Linked DNA regions of Homo sapiens: region 1 is linked to region 2. Evidence: chromatin contacts called from ENCODE Hi-C data. All regions are on one chromosome and are shown on one strand. The core of a region is the stretch at or near the end of the contact, and the rest is flanking DNA. Distances in the headings are between cores, read along the strand shown.

Region 1 (4,129 bases), core at 1,591-4,090, 390 kb after region 2:
ACCCAGAAGTAAACCCAAATACTTACAGCCAACTGATCTTTGACAAAGCAAACAAACCATAAAGTGGGGAAAGGACACCCTATTCAACAAATGGTGCTGGGATAATTGGCAAGCCACATGTAGGAGAATGAAACTGGATCCTCATCTCTCACCTTATACAAAAATCAACTCAAGATGGATCAAGGACTTAAATCTAAGGCCTGAAACTATAAAAATTCTGGAAGATAACATCAGAAAAACCCTTCTAAACATTGGCTTAGGCAAGGCCTTCATGACCAAGAACCCAAAAGCAAATGAAAGAAAAACAAAGATAAATAGCTGGGACTTAATTAAACCTAAGAGCTTTTGCACAGCAAAAGGAACAGTCAGCAGAGTAAACAGACAACCCACAGAGTGGGAGAAAATCTTCACAATCTATACATCTGACAAAAGACTAATATCCATAATCTACAATGAACTTAAACAAATCAGTAAGAAAAAAACAAACAATCCCATCAAAAAGTGGGCTAAGGACATGAATAGACAGTTCGTAAAAGAAGATATACAAATGGCCAATGAACATATGAAAAAATTGCTCAACATCACCAATGATCAGGGAAATGCAAATCAAAACCACAATGCGATACCACCTCACTCCTTAAGAATGGCCATAATCAAAAAATCAAAAACAGTAGATGCTGGCATGGATGCAGTGAATAGGGAACACTTCTACACTGCTGATGGGAATGTAAACTAGTACAGCTGCTATGGAAAACAGTGTAGAGATTCCTTAAAGAACTAAAAATAGAACTACCATTTGATCCAGCAATCCCACTACTGGGTATCTATCCAGAGGAAAAGAAGTCATTATTCGAAAAAGATACTTGCACATGCATGTTTATAGCAGTACAATTCACAATTGCAAAATTGTGGAACCAACCCAAATGCCCACCAATTAACAAGTGGATAAAGAAACTGTGGTATATATGTATGTATGTGGTATATATATATATATATATATATATGATGGAATACTACGCAGCCATAAAAAGGAATGAATTAACAGCATTTGCAGTGACCTGGATGAGATTGGAGACTATTTTTTTTTTTGAGATGGAGTCTCGTTCTGTCACCCAGGCTGGAGTGCAGTGGTGTGATCTCAGCTCATTACCACCTCCACCTCCCGGGTTCAAGCAATTCTCCTGCCTCAGCCCCTGCTAGTAGCTGGGATTACAGGCACACACTACCATGCCTGACTAATTTTTGTATTTTTTTTTTTTTAGCGGAGGCGGGGTTTTGCCATGTTGGCCAGGTTGGTCTCAAACTCCTGACCTCAGGTGATCCATCCATCTCAGCCTCCCAAAGTGCTGGGACTACAGGCGTGAGCCACCGTGCCCGGCTTGGAGACTATCATCCTAAGTGAAGTAACTCAGGAAAGGAAAACCAAACACTGTATGTTCTCACTGATACGTGGGAGCTAAGCTATGAGGACGCAAAGGTGTAAGAATGATGCAATGGACTTTGGGGACTTGGAGGGAAGAGTGGGAGGGGTGCGAGGGATAGAAGACTACAAATATGGTGCAGCGTATACTGCTCAGGTGATGGGTGCACCAAAATCTCACAAATCACCACTAAAGAACTTACCCATGTAACCAGATACAACCTGTACCCCAATAACTTACGGAAAAATAAAAATAAATAAATAAATAAATAAACAAACAGGCCATGCTCTAGGGGTATCACTTCAAAACGTGACAGACATCAAAGAGCCATTGCTAGTAGCCACATCTCATCCTAGTTGCCTCAAAGCAATTGCAGGTGACTGCATTAGTCCATGGTTCTGGAGATTTTGTACTTGGATCAACTTTAACTCTGTTCCCGTTTAGAAAAAAAAAAAAGTGCAGCTTGCTGCACTCATTTAATTTTACGTAAACACATTCTTTGAGGCTGAAGCAAACATGATTGATTTTCAATGTGAAAATAAAATATATAAACTGTTCTTGGAGTTATTTCTAAACAGAACCATATCAGAATCATCTATTTTAAAAATATATGATTCATCAAATGAATCTTCGGCCAACAATTGTTCAGTAACAATGTTAACAGCACATGTGGGAAAGCCACGTTTTCCAGGATTTGACATTTTCAGTGATCAACAATTACTGTATTTTGTAAATGGAAATACCACTACTAAAACCAGAATGCTATAATTAGAAGAATGTCTTTTGTTTCCAAAGTCAATATATTAGAGTGATGTGAAAATAATAATAAAAGCAAGATATTTCATGGCAAATTTACTTGGGATAAACGCTGCAGCCACAAGGGTGGCTGGTGAGTATTCTTGGAGCAAAAGGGAATAAATAGGATAGTATTGCAAGCAGCACAATTCTGCTGCTAATTAAAAACTTTCAACAGTTGTCTGCCATTCCATTAACGTATTGTAAAACATCATTACTTTTTCTTATGTCATCCTTTGCAAGGATAACACTCTCAATCTAGCAACTCTATAACTCCTACTCAGTGAAGGGGAATCCTAGGATTTTGTTTCCAGGGTCCTCTTCCAGAAAAGACATCTTGGATGGGGAAAATACTTGATGGTGCCTCCTGCAGCTTTAGATGAGAGATTTCCTAAAGGGGAAACTGATAATTGAAAGTTGCTACACTTCTAGGAAAACTCATTATTGTTTGGCCATATGGTCAATAACAACCAGAATCATCCCAATTAATCAACAATAGCTTCTGGCCAGTACACAGGCCTCTGAAAGCCAGCCAACCATTGACTTCCCCATGCTTCTGAAAGTCAGACAGTCAGTAACAGCCACACTCCAGTGACCCTGCTTTCACTAAAGGTCAGCTAACCACTAACAAATCTCACTTTTGAAGGCCGCCAGTCACCGAGATCCACACTTCCACAAACGTTCTCTGTTCAGAGAAACTGACCCACAAGCACAACTATCCCTTAACTGAACAATAAATTCAGCCTTTCGTTTGATATTAAGTGGTGGCCCCTTATTTTTTCTTTTTTTCTTCTGAGATGGAATCTTGCTCTGTCACCAGGCTGGAGTGCAGTGATGTGATCTCAGCTGACTGCAACCTCCACATCCCGGGTTCAAGCAACTCTCTTGTTTCAGCCTCCCGAGTAGCTGGGACTACAGGTGTGCTCGACCACAACCAGCTAATTTTTGTATTTTTAGTAGAGATGGGGTTTTGCCATGTTGGCCCGGCTGGCCTTGAACTCCTGACCTCAAGTGATCCACCTGCCTTGGCCTCCCAAATTGCTGGGATTACAGGGGTGACCCACTGCACCCAGCCTAAGTGATAGCCCCTTCTACTAGTGATATCTTTTTATTACTCTATGACGGCATCTATGGTTCTTTTCGGCTTTCTGGACTTTCTCTTCTTAACATCTCCTCTCCCTTACTGTCTCTTCCTCCTTCAGTGATGTGCTACATATACTTTTCATATTGCCTCTCTGTTTCTCTTTTCTGGCTCTATTTTTCTGGATATCTCCTATCTCGTATCGTAGATTACATTCAAGTATTTTCCAACTCTTGATAATGTTTCCTTATCTCTCCCTAATCTTTCTTTATTTGTTAGATAAAAGTCTCTTTCCATTGAACCCTGGTAGAGTCTCTTGGATTCCTAAAAACCCTTTGGGCATCCACATTGGACTCAGACTATGAGACCCCACCCCAACCCATGCCCACCTCATAGAACTGAAAGCCTGTAAGGAGTCATCCAGGACACTGGTCTCTGCTCTTTCTTTTTTCTTGGGTCTTATCAAACACCCGTGTCACATGCATTTCTGTGTTTCTGGCTCCTTAAAACAGCAATAACAGCACCTTCCCTATCTAAGTCTTGAGGTTTTTGTGAGTAAAATTATAACACCTATCAGAGTACTCTGAAAAACCACTGCATGATCCAATGACATAATGGAAAGTACTGGTCAAAAATACCATTTAGTCTCACAAATAGTTGATCTAAGTTCTGCCAATTAGATGGTAGAATACCATTACACTGAAGGCTTTGTCAAGTTTGTGAAAAAATCATAAAAAAGTATCTACCAGCAGAGGAATGATACCCTTTTTTATTTCCATAGAGGGAGTGAGAATAGAAATTTTTTTTATTATACTTTAAGTTTTAGGGTACA
Region 2 (4,637 bases), core at 974-3,473:
GCGCAGTGGCTCACATGCATAATCCCAGAACTTTGGGAGGCTGAGGTGGGCGGATCACCTGATGTAGGAAGTTCGAGACCAGCCCGGCCAACATGGCGAAACTCCGTCTCTACTAAAAATACAAAAATAAGCCGGGCGTGGTGGCGCATGCCTGTAATCCCAGCTACTTGGGAGGCTGAGGCAGGAGAATCCCTTGAACCCAGGAGTTGGAGGTTGCAGTGAGCCGAGATCGTGCCACTGCACTCCAGCCTGGACAACAGAACAAGACTCCGTCTCAAAAAAAAAAAAAATTTCCCCTTTTTTTTTTTTTGAGAGAGTCTCGCCCTGTCAGCCAGGCTGGAGTGCAGTGGTACGATCTCATCTCACTGCTACCCTCTCCTCCTGGGTTCAAGTGATTCTCATGCCTGTGCCTCAGCCTCCTGAGTAGCTGGGATTACAGACACCTACAATCACACCTGGCTAATTTTCATATTTTTAGTAGAGATGGGGTTTTACCATGTTAGCCAGGCTGGTCTCGAATTCCTGATCCCAAGTGATCTGCCTGCCTCGGCCTCCCAAAGTGCTGGGATTACAGGAGTGAGCCACTGCACCTGGCCAGTCTTTCTTTCAAATTTTAGAGACAGGGTCTTGCTGTATCGCCCAGGCTGGAGTACAATAGCTCTTTACAGGCACAGTCATAGAACACTGCAGTCTTGAACTCTTGGCTTCAAGCAATCTTCCTGCCTCAGCCTCTTGAATAGCTCAGATTACAGGTGTGCACCATTGTGCCAGCCAGAAATGATTTTTTTTTTTTTTTTGGAGTCGTGCAATCGTGGCTCATTACAGCCTCAACTTCTGGGGCTCAAGTGATCCTCCCACCTCAGCCTCCTGAGTAGCTGGGATTATAGGCGTGTGCCACCATACCTGGCTAATTTTTAAGATTTTTTTGTAGAGACAAGGTCTCTGTGTTGCCCAGGCTGGTTTTGAACTCCTAGGCTCAAGAAATCTGCCCGCCTCCCAAAGTGCTGGGATTATAGGTGTGAGCCACCATGCATGCTCCAGAAATAAAAAATTTTAAGGAAGTATTATGTAGAACAACCAGGGCTGGGACTGGAATGAGGCAAGAGAGGTATCTAAGACACAAAATTGTGAGGAGGCATTCACTCTCCTCTTCTCTTGCCTCACCCTACTCCTGCACTTGAGAAACTATCAGAAAGGGTAGGGCGCAAGGGCACCATGGCTCATGCCTGTAATCCCGCCACTTTGGGAGGCCGAGGTGGGCAGATCACTTGAGGCTAGGAGTTAGAGACCAGCCTGGCCACGATGGTGAAACTCTGTCTCTGCTAAAAATACAAAAATTAGCTGGGTGTGGTGGTGAGCTCCTGTGGTCCCAGCTACTCGGGAGCCTGAGGTGGGAGGATCACCTGAGCCCAGGGAGGTCAAGGCTGCAGTGAGCCAGGATGGTGTCACTGCACTCTGGCCTTGGTGACAGAGTGAGACCCTGTCTCAAAAAAGAAAAAAAAAAAGAAAAAAGACTGAATTTTACTGTAGGTAGATTACACTTTAATTTTTAAAAAAGGAAAAAACAAAGTAAGGCCCTTGGGCTATTGGAAACTAGCTACCCTGACGTAGATCAGCCAAAGTACCCCAGCTCTATAAGCTCACTTCATGTGAGCTCGAGCCCTGTATGCACTTTGCCCCACTCTTAAAGGCACCATGGGAGGAAACGGAAAGTTCAAGAGGCAGGAAGAAGTCAGAAGAGCCATGTGATGAGTATCTAACTGTATTTAGCTTCAGTTTCAAGATGTGGTGAACATGCAGAAGAGAATGAAAAACTCCCACTGCCTCTTGTCCCCAGGTTTTAGGCAGGAAACTTGATTATGAGTAAAATAATTGAGTGATTGGTTTATTGGATAGACAAGTGACAGGAAACATCCCACCCCCGCTCCCGTGTCCCCTGCCCTCCTGCCCACTCAAACCTGCTGTTTGACATCATCTTGTCTATTTCTGCTGTCTTGGTTTGGGTGTCCCTGGAAACAGACCCTGAGACGTGAACTGGGTATAAATAGTGAGGAAGTAAGATAGGAAAGGGAATGGGCCATTAAAGAGTGAGTTTTCAGACCAGAGGTCACAGCATTATCCCGACTGAGGGGCAGGAAGCTGTGGTACTTACCCAATGACTTCCTGTCCCTCCTTGGTTGAAGACTACTTCCAGGCACTTGACCACTCCAGCACTTCCTGTTTGCCTTGCTCAAGCGTTGAGCACCCTCCCTGGCCAGATAAAAGCTGTTGGGCAGAGGCTCGGGTATTGGCAATACAAGGCCTTCCTGCGTAGGTTGAATGCCCGGGATGTGGGCACAACAGTGCTCACTAGACCTGGTTAAAATCTGGGGATGGCCCACAGTTTTTCCAGGACCTTTTAGTTATAAGAACAGACTCCTTTTAATAATTAAAAAAAGTCTTATCTCTTCTAATATTCAATATTTTATCCTACTAACGCCCTCTACCCTGCTTCAGCTGGGGCCTGTCTTAGTCCAGGAACTGTGGGGAGTGGTCTGATCGCTTTTCTGACTCTCAACCTCTGGTCTCCTTCGCCACCTGTTCTTTTGGTCTCTGCAGGACTAGAGTGGGCAGGGGAAGAGAGGTGAGGGGCAGGAAGGGCTTTGGTTGACCTGCTCTGTTGTAATTTTAAGTGGGAACTCCAGGGAACTGGATGACACCTCCTGCTGCCCAATTGATCACCAATGCAGGGTCCCTGCTTTCTGGTTCATTCCCCTGCTTTACTTGCAGCAAGTTCTCCTGGGCAGAGTCTCTCTCAAGGAGACCTGGCCCAGCTCCTTTCAGCGAGCCCATCTCTGGCCTCTGGGAGATGCACATCCATCCTTGTCCCACCAGGCTCTGGAAGTGCAGGCCCTTTCCACCACCGTCATGTCTCTTCCTGTATTTGCCAAGCAGGGTGAGTTCCAGCCATGGCCTCCAGGCTATAGATTCTTTGGGTGTGGCTTCAGTCCCGAGTCCTTCGTGTCTATCTCTCCAAGGGATTCCTTATTTTTTAATTTTTAAATTTATTTTTATTTTTTGAGATGGAGTCTCGCTCTGTAGCCCAGGCTGGAGTGCAATGGCGTGATCTTGGCTCACTGCAACCTCTACCTCCCGGGTTCAAGTGATTCTCCTGCCTCAGCCTTCCAAGTAGCTGGGATTACAGGCGTGTGCCACCATGCACAGCTGATTTTGTATTTTTAGTAGAGATGGGGTTGCATCATGTTGGTTAGGCTGGTCTCGAACTCCTGACCTCAGGTGATCCACTCGCCTCAGCCTCCTAAAGTGCTGGGATTACAGGCACGAGCCCCTGCAGCCAGCCTCCAGTGGATTCTTTTAAAGCCCCTCACTTGGCTTGAGATGGTACAATCTGCCCTGTGTTGCCAGCTTGTCAGCTGGGAAGCTTTGGGCTGCAAGAATGCCAGATCTCAGTTAAACTGGTTTAACTATAAAGCCTTTGACTGTAAGACATTCAATGTTTCAGGGCAGACTGATCTTGCGGTTTTAAGACATCTCCCATGACCCAGGACCTTTGAGTCTCTCTGCTCTGTTGCCCACCCTGTTGGCTGCATCTGAAGATGGCTGTTGCCAGATGTAATCCAAGCCTTATGCTTTCTGGTTCATGTCTAGTGGCTCACATCCTTCTCGAGGAGCCCTCTGTCCCACTATTCTAAGAGAGAGTGCTGAGAGCCACTCCGATCGGCCCAGTTAAAGATGTGTCCACCTCCAAACCAACGACTTATGGAGGATAAAATAAAAAATGCTGATTGGCTAAGCCATCTCAATGGTTTCCTGTATGCAGAAGGGGTAAACGTACAAACGAAAATTTGGGTATTGTTAGGAAGAGGGGAATGGATGCTGAGTAGACAACTGCATTAGTTTCCTGGGGCTGCCGTAACAAAGTACAGTCATGCATCGCCTAACAACGGATACGTTCTGAGAAATGCATCATGAGATTTCATCATTGTGTGAACATCATAGGTTGTATTTACACTAATCTAGATGGTGTAGCCTACTGCTGGTACCTAGCACACCTAGGCTACATGGTGTAGCCTACTGCTCCCACGCTATGAACCTGGACAGCATGTTACTGTATTGAATACTGCAGGCAATTGTAGCACAATGGTATTTTGTATATCTGTTTTCTTTTGTTTCTTTCTTTTTTTTTTTTTTAGACGGAGTCTCGCTCTGTTGCCCATGCTGTAGGGCAGTGGCGCTACCTCGGCTCACTGCAACCTCCGCCTCCCAGGTTCAAGAGATTCTCCTGCCTCAGTCTCCCGAGTAGCTGGGACTATAGGCATGCACCACCACGCCCAGCTAATTTTTGTGTTTTTAGTAGAGATAGGGTGTCACTGTGTTGGCCAGGATGGTCGTGATCTCTTGACCTCATGATCTGCCCACCTTGGCCTCCCAAAGTGCTGGGATTACAGGGGTGAGCCACCACGCCCGGCCCAATTTTTATTTTTATAGCCTATTTTTACTGTAATTTTCTATGTTTAGATATACAAAATACCACCGGGTGTGGTGGCTCACACCTGTAATCCCAGCACTTTGGGAGGCTGAGGTGGGCGGATCACGAGGGCAGGAGATCCAGACCATCCTGGCTAACATGGTGAAAC

Evidence for each region. A loop is a pair of places that touch in the nucleus more often than their neighbours do. Pooled maps may share reads with other maps.
Region 1: a pooled map shows a loop between it and region 2 (2.2-fold over the local background). The contact joins two enhancer-like sites. A Hi-C loop is called at or near these places in 4 of 37 single-sample maps with no recorded cell type and 9 of 50 pooled maps.

The regions. Positions count from the first base shown.
Region 1 is chr2:230,256,647-230,260,775 of GRCh38, reverse strand. All of the region lies in intron 12 of SP140 (SP140 nuclear body protein), which reads right to left. Among named protein-coding and RNA genes, the nearest start is that of SP140, 33 kb to the right of the region's middle. RefSeq lists an enhancer at 2,916-2,985. Within about 2 kb of position 2,840, at least 2 of the 41 ENCODE cell types and tissues checked have a DNase peak (open chromatin) inside an H3K27ac peak, as active enhancers do.
Region 2 is chr2:230,641,242-230,645,878 of GRCh38, reverse strand. No RefSeq gene overlaps it. Among named protein-coding and RNA genes, the nearest start is that of LINC01907, 57 kb to the left of the region's middle. RefSeq lists an enhancer at 1,247-1,416. Within about 2 kb of position 2,223, at least 14 of the 41 ENCODE cell types and tissues checked have a DNase peak (open chromatin) inside an H3K27ac peak, as active enhancers do.